Linked DNA regions of Homo sapiens: all the other regions are linked to region 2. Evidence: chromatin contacts called from ENCODE Hi-C or POLR2A ChIA-PET data. All regions are on one chromosome and are shown on one strand. Each heading gives the region's core, a stretch centred on a gene start or an enhancer-like site at or near the end of the contact. The rest is flanking DNA. Distances are from core to core; before and after follow the strand shown.

Region 1 (3,227 bases), core at 574-3,073, 150 kb before region 2:
CACCCACTACACAACTCCATCCACATGAAAGTCCAGAAGAGAGAAATCCATAGAGACAGAAAGTAAAGGCTGGGCACGGTGGCTCACGCCTGTAATCCCAGCACTTTGGGAGGCCAAGGCGGTGGAAGCCCTGAGGTGAGGAGTTCAAGACCATCCTGGCCAACATAGTGAAACCCCATCTCTACTAAAAATACAAAAATTAGTTAGGTGTGGGGGTGCACGCCTGTAATCTCAGCTACTCGGCTGCTGAGGCAGGAGAATTGCTTGAACCTGGGAGGTGGAGGGTGCAGTGACCACTGCACTCCAGCCTGGGTGACAGAGCAAGACTCCATATCAAAAAAAATAATAATAATAGATTAGTGGTTGCCTAGATGACTTCTAACAAACGCATACACCTACGAAGAGGGAGAACACCACCACCAATCCAGAATGTTCCCTCATGCCCTCTCCTGGCAAAGCCCCACCCCCACCCTACCCCAAAAGACATCCCCTGGTACGATTTCTTGCCTGTTCTAGAACACCACATAAAAGGAATCACAGCAGGTCCTGTTCTGTGGAAGGTCTCTTTTGCTCAGCATCATGTTTATAAAGTCATCCATATTGCTGCACGGATCGCTGGTTCATATTGATATTCATTAGATAACGGTTGGACCAGTCCTCCCACCCTCCCTCCCGCCATCTCTCTCTCTCTCTCTCTCTCTGTCTCCCTCTCTCTTTCTTTCTTTCTTGAGATGGAGTCTCGCTCTGTGGCCCAGGCTGGAGTGCAATGGTGTGATCTCGGCTCACTGCAACCTCCGCTTCCCAGGTTCAAGCAATTCTGCCTCGGCCTCCCGAGCAGCTGGGATTACAGGTGCCCACCACCACGCCCGGCTAATTTTGGTATTTTTAGTAGAGACAGGTTTTCACCATGTTGGCCAGTCTTTTAAATGAATCCAACGAAATCTAAATATCATGGTGATTTAATCATCAATTTTTAAGAGACAATTTTTTAACAGACTTAAATGTTTTCTCCTTTGCCTTGTATTTTCCCTCCACTTTGCCCACAGAATTTTATGCCAACATGACATATCTTCTGCTCCAAGTCCTCCGCTGGCCTCACTGTGCTTTTCCGTAATGGAAATATGTGTATAAATTGAAATGCCACTTTTCATTCTTTACTTCATAAGTCTCTTATCTTTAAATGTTTCTACTGGATTCATTATTTTTCAATTATTAGCCCACAGTTCCTCAAAACCACTGATTGGGATATAAATAATCTATATTATACATTTTGATTAAAAATTGTTACACAGAAAAAGGAAGTTTTCATTGGGGATGCATCTCCCGATGAAGGGGACGGGCTTTTTTCCGTGTAGCCCCTGTTTCCATGGGTGACGACGACTTGTTGAAAAGACTCACTATCCCGCGTGGAATGTCCTCCTGCTTTTTGGGTTTTAGGGGCTAGCACTGAGCGTCTTTGTTCACACGAACAAGTCTACGGGACAAAGGAGGATTGGGGCAGCACTTCCGCAAACCTGAGACGGGCCACCGGGAATCGCTGCTGCGGTCGGGGGCTGCGACGCCACCAGCCCCAGGGTGGAGAGCGGCTTTCTGGGCGTCCGGGCAAGTCCATGCTCCGGGTGGGGAGGCCGAGGGGCCGAGGAAGTCGAGGGTCTGGACATTCGCTGCCCCGGAGCCGCGTGAGCCCGCCCCGCCCTGGAACGTCCTCCCAGGCGTTCTCGCCTTTGCAGCCCCCGCCTGACTGCGGACCCTCCACTCCCCACTCTCTCCTTCCATCCCCGCTTCCCTCTCCCTGCCCCTCCTCCTCCCCCGTCGTCAGCCTTGACAAAGGAGGGCGATGCCACCGCTTACCGCCAGAGGGCGCGCCGCGCCCCCCAAACGGACACTGAAGCGGGCGCCCCCTGGCCGAGCGGGGCGCAGGGGAAGAGGGGGCGGAGGGGGAGAGGAGGTGCAGGGACAGAGGGGGCCCAGGGGGCTTCCAGCCTCCTGCCTGGGTCCTGGTTTGGTTGCCCCCGCACCACCCAGCGCTTGCCCACCCTGCCTCAGTCTCCCCATCTCCCAGCCTCGGGGCTCCTCTGGCTGGCTGGGGCCCACCCTGGGGCAGAGCCGCTGGGTCTGGGGATGGGTAGCATCAAGATGCCTCGAAGTCCTGGCCTGGTCTTCAGGCTCCCTATAATTAGGACTCCACCCCCACCCCTACAGGAGCCTGTCCAGAAGGTCCTGGGCGTGGCTGGGGTGTCGTGGACACCTGCCATCTTTCCTGAACGCTGCAGACACCTGCGTCCCACTCCAGTGCAGGTGGCCTGGGCCCCTTCAAGGAATGGCTGGGAGTGGGAGGGTGGGCCTGGGGTTTCACGGCCCACACCTGAGGCCAGTCACACCCCGACTGGGCCAGGCAGAAGCTGCACAAACTTCACACTGGAAAGGTGGGGCCAAGGGCAGCCCCAGCCCACCTGCCAGCACCTCCCCATCCCCAGCATCTGCCGGGCACAGTGGGGGCACACCTAACCTCCCCACCCCTACCCACTCTTGACATATAAGGCCTCAGCCAGGAAGTCCAGAAGGAGGGCGTGGACGGGGATCTGCACTGGAGGCCTCTACCACCTGTGAAGCCATCGGGCCTGTGGGCCGCAGGGCAGGACTCCCAGGTCTGGAGGGCCCTCAGGCTGGCCTCCATGAGGTGCCGCGAGGCTGGGGTACAGAGCTGAGTCCCCACAGCCCTCACCTCCCTGGCCCCTGCCCATCACAGCCTAGCTCCTCCTGGAGCCACCTCACCTCCCTGGGCCTCTGTTTCCCCCTCCGTAGAGCAGAGGTGTTGACGGCTTTCGCTTGGAAGGCTAAGCCAGTCTGTCTTTGCGGAGTCCACGTGCTGCCAGCACACAGTCCATGCTCCGGAGTCAGCATCCCACCACATGGTGGAGGGGATGTTCTGAAACCCCTCTTTGAAACTCACAGAACCTGGGGACAAAGCGGGGCAGCGTTTTGTCAGTGAGAAGTGGCCGCAGGAGGGGCCCAGTGACCAGCACCAGGTACAGGAGCAGACCCACGGCCCGGCCCACAGGCACCAGACACCCTGGGCACAACCGGGCCTGGGTTCCCTCTGACATGGGGCACCTGGACAGATACTTGAGCACAGCCAGGCCTTCAGATGACAGCCATCCCCGCAAGCATCTGACCACGTGCAAGACCCCGCACCTGAGCTTCCCAAATGAGCCCCTCCTAAATGC
Region 2 (3,262 bases), core at 675-3,174:
TGAGCAGTCCTCTGCTACCCTTCCAGATGGGCCTTCCTGAGGGGAGGAGGGTCCTCTCTGGGACCTCCAGGCCAGGCAGAGACCCCTGACGACCTCTGTGGAATGGATCCCAACATGGGTCTTTCCACAGCCAGCTTAGACGCTCTCCCCCCAGGCCACCTTTCTGGCCTCCCGAGGCAAGGGCTGGACACCCACAAAGGGTTGCTTTGCACTGATTGTCTTAAGCTACACTTAGAATGGCAGGAAGGCCCACTGCCTTGTGTCTAATGCCAGGACAGGGAAGACCACACCTTACCCAAAGAGGGAAATGCCCCAAGTACTTAGCAGGATGGAAAGCAGGCCAGACTCGAGGAAGGCACCGCAGGACTCCGAGGGCAGGGCTCCGAGCCGCGCACGCCTCAGGCACAGGGGGCTCTGACGACACTGAGTGGGCGTGGCCTGGAGGCAGAGGGCTGGACTCAAAGACCTCTGGATGTCCCCCCACCCCCACACGGGCCTGAGCCCCTCCAAGGCCTGCTGCTGACAGAGTCAGACAGCTGTCCAGAGCCATGTGTAAAAATACATCTGTGCTCACACAGGGTGGTGTACGTCTGCACAGAAACGTATACACCAGGCCAGCACAGGGCTGCCTGTGGGGGCGGAGGGACCCCGACTTCCCACAGCCTCCGTACCTGCCGCCTGCCTTTACCATAAGCACATATTCTTGCTACTATTATTAAGTCACAACTTAAAAAAAAATACTCTGTTTTCGAAAGGGCTCCTCCATCTGCCTCCAGAACCCTGGTGTATGAGAAGTCTACACAGCTCCCGGGAGAGGCAACCGGACCCCCACCAACGGACTCCGTCCGCCCTTCGCTCGGATGAGGGACTCAAAGCAGTCAAGAAGTGGCCACCTGGAGCAAGGCCGAGAGACCCAGGAGTGAATGTGGGGCGGCCTCTGGCTGCAGAGCAGGGGCCCAAGCTCACCCGCTGACCAAGGCAGCACTCAGAGGCCGTCCCGACAGGACCAAGCTCGCTAGCGCCCCAGGATACTCAATCTAAGGGGCAAGCCCCAGCTGCCCTCCAAGCCTTGGCCTCTGGGATGGGCGGGCAGGACCTCCAGGGCCCACCCAAGACAGGAAGCAGTTCCGGGGCCCAGGAGGGTCACAGTCCTTTGTGGCTAGCCTGGGTACCCCGCCACCACGTACAACTTTTCGTCCGTGGGAAACGAAGTCTCCTTCCGGGGCCCTCCCACAAACTTGAAGGCCGGCCGCGGCGAGTCTTTCTCCAACCCCGGGGCACCTCCGCCGGCTGCCTCGCTGGCCCAGCGCCCGGGGAGCCCCACGGCCCGCAGGGGCACCCCGAGCCCCAGCTCCAGGCCCGGCGGCGTCCCTTCTCTCGGGTCCCGGCCTCGCCCGGCGGAGCGGCCTCCCCAAGGTCATGAGGGAGGCTGGGGCCGGCAGCCTGCACCCCCGGCGCCCGGCGTGGGGCCGCCCTCCCTTGGCCGGGCCCGCGCGCCCCGCGCCCTCCCCGCCCAGGCCCGCTCGGCCACTTCCTGCTCCCGCTCCTCCATTCTGGCGGCGCCGCGGCTCGCGCCCCGGCCCGACCGGCCGCGAACAAAGCGGCCCGGCCCGCGGGGAGGAAATCCAGGCCCGGGCGGCCACGGCGGGCGGGGACTCACCGGGCCGCCGCGTCCGGGCGCGAGCGCGGGCCTAGCCGGGCCGCGGCCTCCGGCGCCCGCCGCTCCGCATCCCCGCGGGCCGGCGCTGGGCGGGGCCGGGCTGGAGGCCGCGGCGGGCGGGGGCGCTGCTCGGGGCCGGGCCTCGCGTGCCGCCGCCGCTCGGTGCCCGGTGCCCAGCGCTCGGTGCTCGGCCGCCTGCTCCCGTCTTCGGGCCGCGCTGCGTGCGCTGGGCCAGCCGCCTGCCGCGCTCGGTCCTGCCGCCGCCGCCGGCCCGCCCTCTCCCCGCCCCGCGCCCGCCCCGCGCCCGGAGCCGCCCGCCCACATCCGCCTCCGCCGCCCGGGGCGTCCCCACCGCGCGGCCGGCGGCGAGGGCGGAGCGCGCTCGGGGAGCGCGCGGCCGGGCTGAGGGGCAGCTCCCGACGACCTGGGGCCTGGGCTGGGCCGCTAACGGAGCCCGGCCACCAGCCAGCCCGTCCCGGGGCCACGCCCTCTCTGGCCTCAGTTTCCCCGTCTGTAAAGTGACCCGGCGCTTCTGGGCTCGCTCTGCCGTGACCCTAGCAGAAGGGGCCCGAGACAGGTCAGGGACGAATCCCGGACTTCTGCCTCCGCGCGCGGGGCGGGGGTGGCTTAGGTTGACTTTCAGGCTGCCCCACTCTGGGGGGCGTGGAGGGGGCGGCCAAGAGTGACCTAAAAGGCCCAATCCCAAGACCTTGTGCCTCTGGGGGAAGTGCGGGAGGATGCCAGGACAGGAGGTCAGTTGGAGGTGGGCCTCCAAGGAGCAGGAAGGCTCCGAGGGGAGTCAACCATTCACCTAGGTACTGGCAGCTACACTCACAAAAGGGGGACTTTGCTGGGGAGTGGGAGAAGAGGGGCACACCTTGCCTGGCTCCCACCTTGAGCTGGGAGCAGACACCAGACAGAGGAGGAGCGGTGTCTAGGGTGGGCTGTGACAGCTGACAGCCCAGAGCCCTCCCTGCTGGGTGGACTTGGTCAGCCCGGACACCCAGTCCGAAGTCCACTGGGAGGCAGATGGCCCGGGTATGGAATGAGTAAGTGGGACACAGACCCCTTTCTCCTGGACACTCACAGGAGAGTGCAGGTGACTGCCACCCCGACCCCTTCCTAGCCAGAAGTTCCTCCGACAACTGCCCCTCCCCCATTCCAGAGGCCCACAGTTGATAATAACCCTTTTGTGAAAGACAGACTCTTGTGAGTTACCTTCCTGAGGCTGCTAAGTATTGGGGTTGGGGGAGCATTTTTATTTTCAGCCAGAGTGAGTTCAGCTGGCAGCAGGGGAGGGGGTGGGAGGAGATGCAGACAGAGGCAGCAGGTTCGGCCCAGTGCTCAGGACAGAGTCTGCAGCCAAAACTCGGGCTTCATCCCTGCCTCTTGGGGCTGACCAAGAGAAGGACTCTCTCCCCCTGCATGAGGGCACTCGCTCCTCAGACAGGGGACTCCCCATTCCTGCCTCTCGCCTGAGCACCTCTGCTCCCTCCCAGCTCAGACTTTGTAACCCCAGGAAGGGCCCACCTCCAGGGGGCCAAGTCAGAGGCCCAGTGGTCTGCGCCGCTTGGGTGGGATACCTGACACAAGGGTTGCCCC
Region 3 (3,278 bases), core at 584-3,083, 190 kb after region 2:
GACCCTGTAAGGTCACATAGCCACAGGTTCCAGGGGTTAGGATGTGGACATCTCTGTGGGGCTGTTCAACTGCCACACCAGCTCTTCAACCCATATGGGTCATTTCTATCCTCCAACCACCCTGGGAGTACTGTGCTCCCCACGCTCTTCACGTGGAAGCTGAGGCCCAGACGGGGGTGGGGAATTGCAGAGAACGAGGAGAGCAGCTCCTGTCCCAGCTCTGCTTCTCACGCAGGCCTTTGGGGTGGGGCCTCAGTTTCCCCACCTGTACACAAGGACAACACTCCTCCTGCCCCCCTCCCAGCTCCCTGGGCCTCAAGGACGGCAAGGACGTGCAGTGGATGAGGGGCAGCAGTGGGAACGGACACTGCCCTTAAGCTGGCAAGACAGGCCCAGGCCTGGTCTACAAACCCAGCCAGCTCCTGATCACCATCCTTAGGGTCACTGCGGTGCTGGGGTGGCCAAGCCAAGATCCAGTCCTGGGCAGTCTGACCGAAGAGCTTCCATACTGCATGGCCCGGCTGCTCTGCCCCTCAGGAAGGAGCGGGGACAGGAGGCTGGGTCTAAGGTGCAGAGAATGATCTCATCTTGTCATTTGTAAAATTAAATTGTTCTGTAGCTTGGCTGAGAAGGACCAGGGAGGGAAGGGGTGATTCAAGCAAGGACAGAGTCCAGGCAGGGCCCCAGGCCCCAGGGTGGGAGAAATGCGAGCCTGAGGTAGATAGGGGGTGGACAGTAGGTGGCATGGTTCAGGGCTTCACCAGGGCCAGGCCCTCCCCTTACCCAGAGGAGGCAGTGATGGGGGCCAGTCTGGGAAGGCCAGGGAGGAGATGGAGTCAAGGTTGACTCCTTGAGTCTGGGGGTGAGGGCAGATGGCAGAAGGCCTGGAAGCCCGGAGGGGAGCTGCCAGAGGCCAGCCTAGCTCCTTGGTCGTCCAGTGGCTGGAGAGGGGCTGTCCGTCAGCCCTGCTCTGCCCGGGTCTGGCTGGTGACAAAGGAGGGGAGCACTCCATGCGGCCTGCGAGGGAGGGGTGGAGCCTCCCCGCAGCTCCTTCCCCCAGGAATGGGGACGAGTTAGGGGCGGGCGAGGTTTTGGGATTCAGGAGTCAGCAAGACGGACTTGGCTCTCGCCAGGGACAGGTGGGGTCCTGAGGGGCCGTCGCTCAGCTGCACCCACAGAGGGGTCGGCGGCGCGGCAAGTTAGGCTGCGGGGCGCCGGGAGAAGGGGCTGCGGGTGACGGGTGCGCTGGGACGGACCTGGGGAGCTCGTCGTGAGGAAGAAAGAACCACTCTAGGGCCAGGCCCAGTGGCTCAAGCCTGTAATCCCAGCACTTTGGGAGGCCGAGGCGGGCGGATCACGAGGTCAGGAAATCGAGACCATCCTGGCTAACACGGTGAAACCCAGTCTCTATTAAAATACAAAAAAATCAGCCGGGCGTGGTGGCGGGCGCCTGTAGTCCCAGCTACTCGGGAGGCTGAGGCAGGAGAATGGCGTGAACCCGGGAGGCGGAGCTTGCAGTGAGTCGAGATCGCGCCACTGCTCTCCAGCCTGGGCGACAGAGCGAGACTCCGTCTCAAAAAAAAAAGAAAAAAAAAAAAAAGAAAGAACCACTCGGGCGGCGAACTGAGCACGGACAGAAAGCTCGAGCGGCCCGGCGCCCAGGGCTCGGCCAGTGTGGAAGCCCGATCCCACCCGCAGCGGAGGCGGCCCGGGGCAGGGAGGGCGGGTCCGGGGCGGGTCCTGAACGGCGGGGGCCGGCGCTGGCCTCGCCCCGGATGCGTGCTGACGCCACGGCGACGGACGCCGGAAGCGGAGCTGGCGCACGCCGTTGCCAGGCAACGGGGCGGCGCAGGCAGGAGGGAACGGCTGGTTGCAGGTTTCTCTCGCCCTGGTCCCGCGCGGCCCCGCCGAGGCGGCGACCAAGGTGGGTGCGGGGACTCTCGGGAGCCGTGGGCCAGGCGCTTAGCCGGCCACCTCGGGCCCTGTCCAGGCCCAGGCGTTCCAGGGCTGCTCTGCGGGCCGCGTGCGAGAGGGACTCTCGGGAGGCCCCGGGGCGCCGCACCCACTCCTTCCCACTTGGGACTCCCGCGGGCGCCCGGCTCTCGCTCCTCTGGCCAGCGTGGGCCTCCCAGGCCCCCTCGCGGCTCTCTCCAGAGCAGGAGCCCCACCTTGGGCCGCCCCTCTCACACCTGCCGTGGGTCTGGTACGCGCCTCTGTGTCGGACTCCGCGCCCGCCTGCGTGGGAGGAAGCCAGGACTCCCGGGCGACCGGGCCATTCCTGTGGTTTGTGTCAGTTCCACAGCAGCACGTGGGCACTTTCCACCGTCAGCCACTGGGCAGCCCGGGGCACTCCTGCAGCGTCCCCTGGCCCTCTCCAGGGCAGGGGAAGGTTGGGCAGTCCTGGGCGGCCAGCACCCCGGCGTGCATGTCTCCTGAGCAGCTGCCCATCGGGCCTCTGCTGGCCTGGGGGCTCCAAGATGCAAGGCCGGCGGGAGCTGGGGGGAGAGCCTTTGAGTGACCTCCAGGAGGAAGCAGCCAGCGCTTCCCTCCGAGTGGCACCTGAGAGGCTGAGTGATGACAGTTTGGAATGGAGACGGACCTGCCCCGACCTTCTCCTGTCCGATGGGAAAGCCAGCATCTCCATGCCCCGTGAGGGCGGTTCCACCTGCACTGCCCGATGTCCTGACCCTGGGGAACACAGCAGCACTTGGGGGGAGTTTGAAGGCTTTCGGGAATCTTCAGCCAAGTCTGGACAATTCTCACAGTCCCTTGAACTCCTCGAGGGACCCACAGAACCCCAGCCACCGAGAACCACTTCTGCCCCAAAAGAGTGCAGTTCTCACCAACCATGCCAGGGTGGACCTTGGGTGACAGGAACTTCTGCCGTCCCACCTTCTGAGGTATTTCTGCTGTGCTGTGGTCACCATGTTGAGTGGGACGTGTACACACCAAGAGGCCTACAGCCCTCGAATGCTGTGGCGTGCTGGCCAGGGAGGGGGCTGACAGCCCCAGAGCGTCTGCTTCTCTCCTGGCCTTCGTCCCTGGCCATGTGGTTGGCAGTCCCATCCTGAGGCCAGGGAAGCAATGAGTTGGCAGAGGAGGCTGCAGAAATGGGTCACACGAAGGCCAGGTGGGGGCCACCTGAGCTGGGTCGCTCTTTCTGACCATTCCTCCCCCAGCCTGTCCATTCCCCATTGGTGGGGGCTGCACTGGCCCCAGCTCAGGGCATTTGAGGAGGAGCTTTTTGTCTGAATTCTGAATCTGCTGAGTTCAAAAGT

The links. A loop is a pair of places that touch in the nucleus more often than their neighbours do. ChIA-PET counts read pairs that join two places held with the same protein, here RNA polymerase II (POLR2A). Pooled maps may share reads with other maps.
Region 1: a loop to region 2 is called in a pooled map, with 2.4 times the contacts of the local background. The contact joins the enhancer-like site here to the promoter of AKT1 in region 2. A Hi-C loop is called at or near these places in 1 of 37 single-sample maps with no recorded cell type and 3 of 50 pooled maps. POLR2A ChIA-PET finds 5 or more read pairs at or near these places in 1 of 52 experiments (activated T-cell).
Region 3: a map of gastrocnemius medialis shows a loop between it and region 2 (5-fold over the local background). The contact joins the promoter of CLBA1 here to the promoter of AKT1 in region 2. A Hi-C loop is called at or near these places in 5 of 168 maps with a recorded cell type or tissue (B cell, CD14-positive monocyte, CD8-positive, alpha-beta T cell and 2 more), 2 of 37 single-sample maps with no recorded cell type and 14 of 50 pooled maps. POLR2A ChIA-PET finds 5 or more read pairs at or near these places in 1 of 52 experiments (T-cell).

What each region holds. Positions count from the first base shown.
Region 1 is chr14:104,648,653-104,651,879 of GRCh38, forward strand. No RefSeq gene overlaps it. Among named protein-coding and RNA genes, the nearest start is that of LINC02280, 15 kb to the right of the region's middle. RefSeq lists silencers at 1,593-1,742, 1,753-1,832, 1,913-1,992. Within about 2 kb of position 1,824, at least 3 of the 41 ENCODE cell types and tissues checked have a DNase peak (open chromatin) inside an H3K27ac peak, as active enhancers do.
Region 2 is chr14:104,793,824-104,797,085 of GRCh38, forward strand. It overlaps AKT1 (AKT serine/threonine kinase 1), which reads right to left and starts at 1,925. Exons shown (of 15, transcript NM_001382430.1): 1 at 1,661-1,925. RefSeq lists enhancers at 1-390, 391-1,032, 3,074-3,262 and silencers at 1,297-1,616, 1,647-1,696, 1,877-2,236.
Region 3 is chr14:104,983,955-104,987,232 of GRCh38, forward strand. It overlaps CLBA1 (clathrin binding box of aftiphilin containing 1), which reads left to right and starts at 1,834. Exons shown (of 5, transcript NM_174891.4): 1 at 1,834-2,900. The coding sequence starts at 2,478. RefSeq lists a silencer at 1,623-2,092.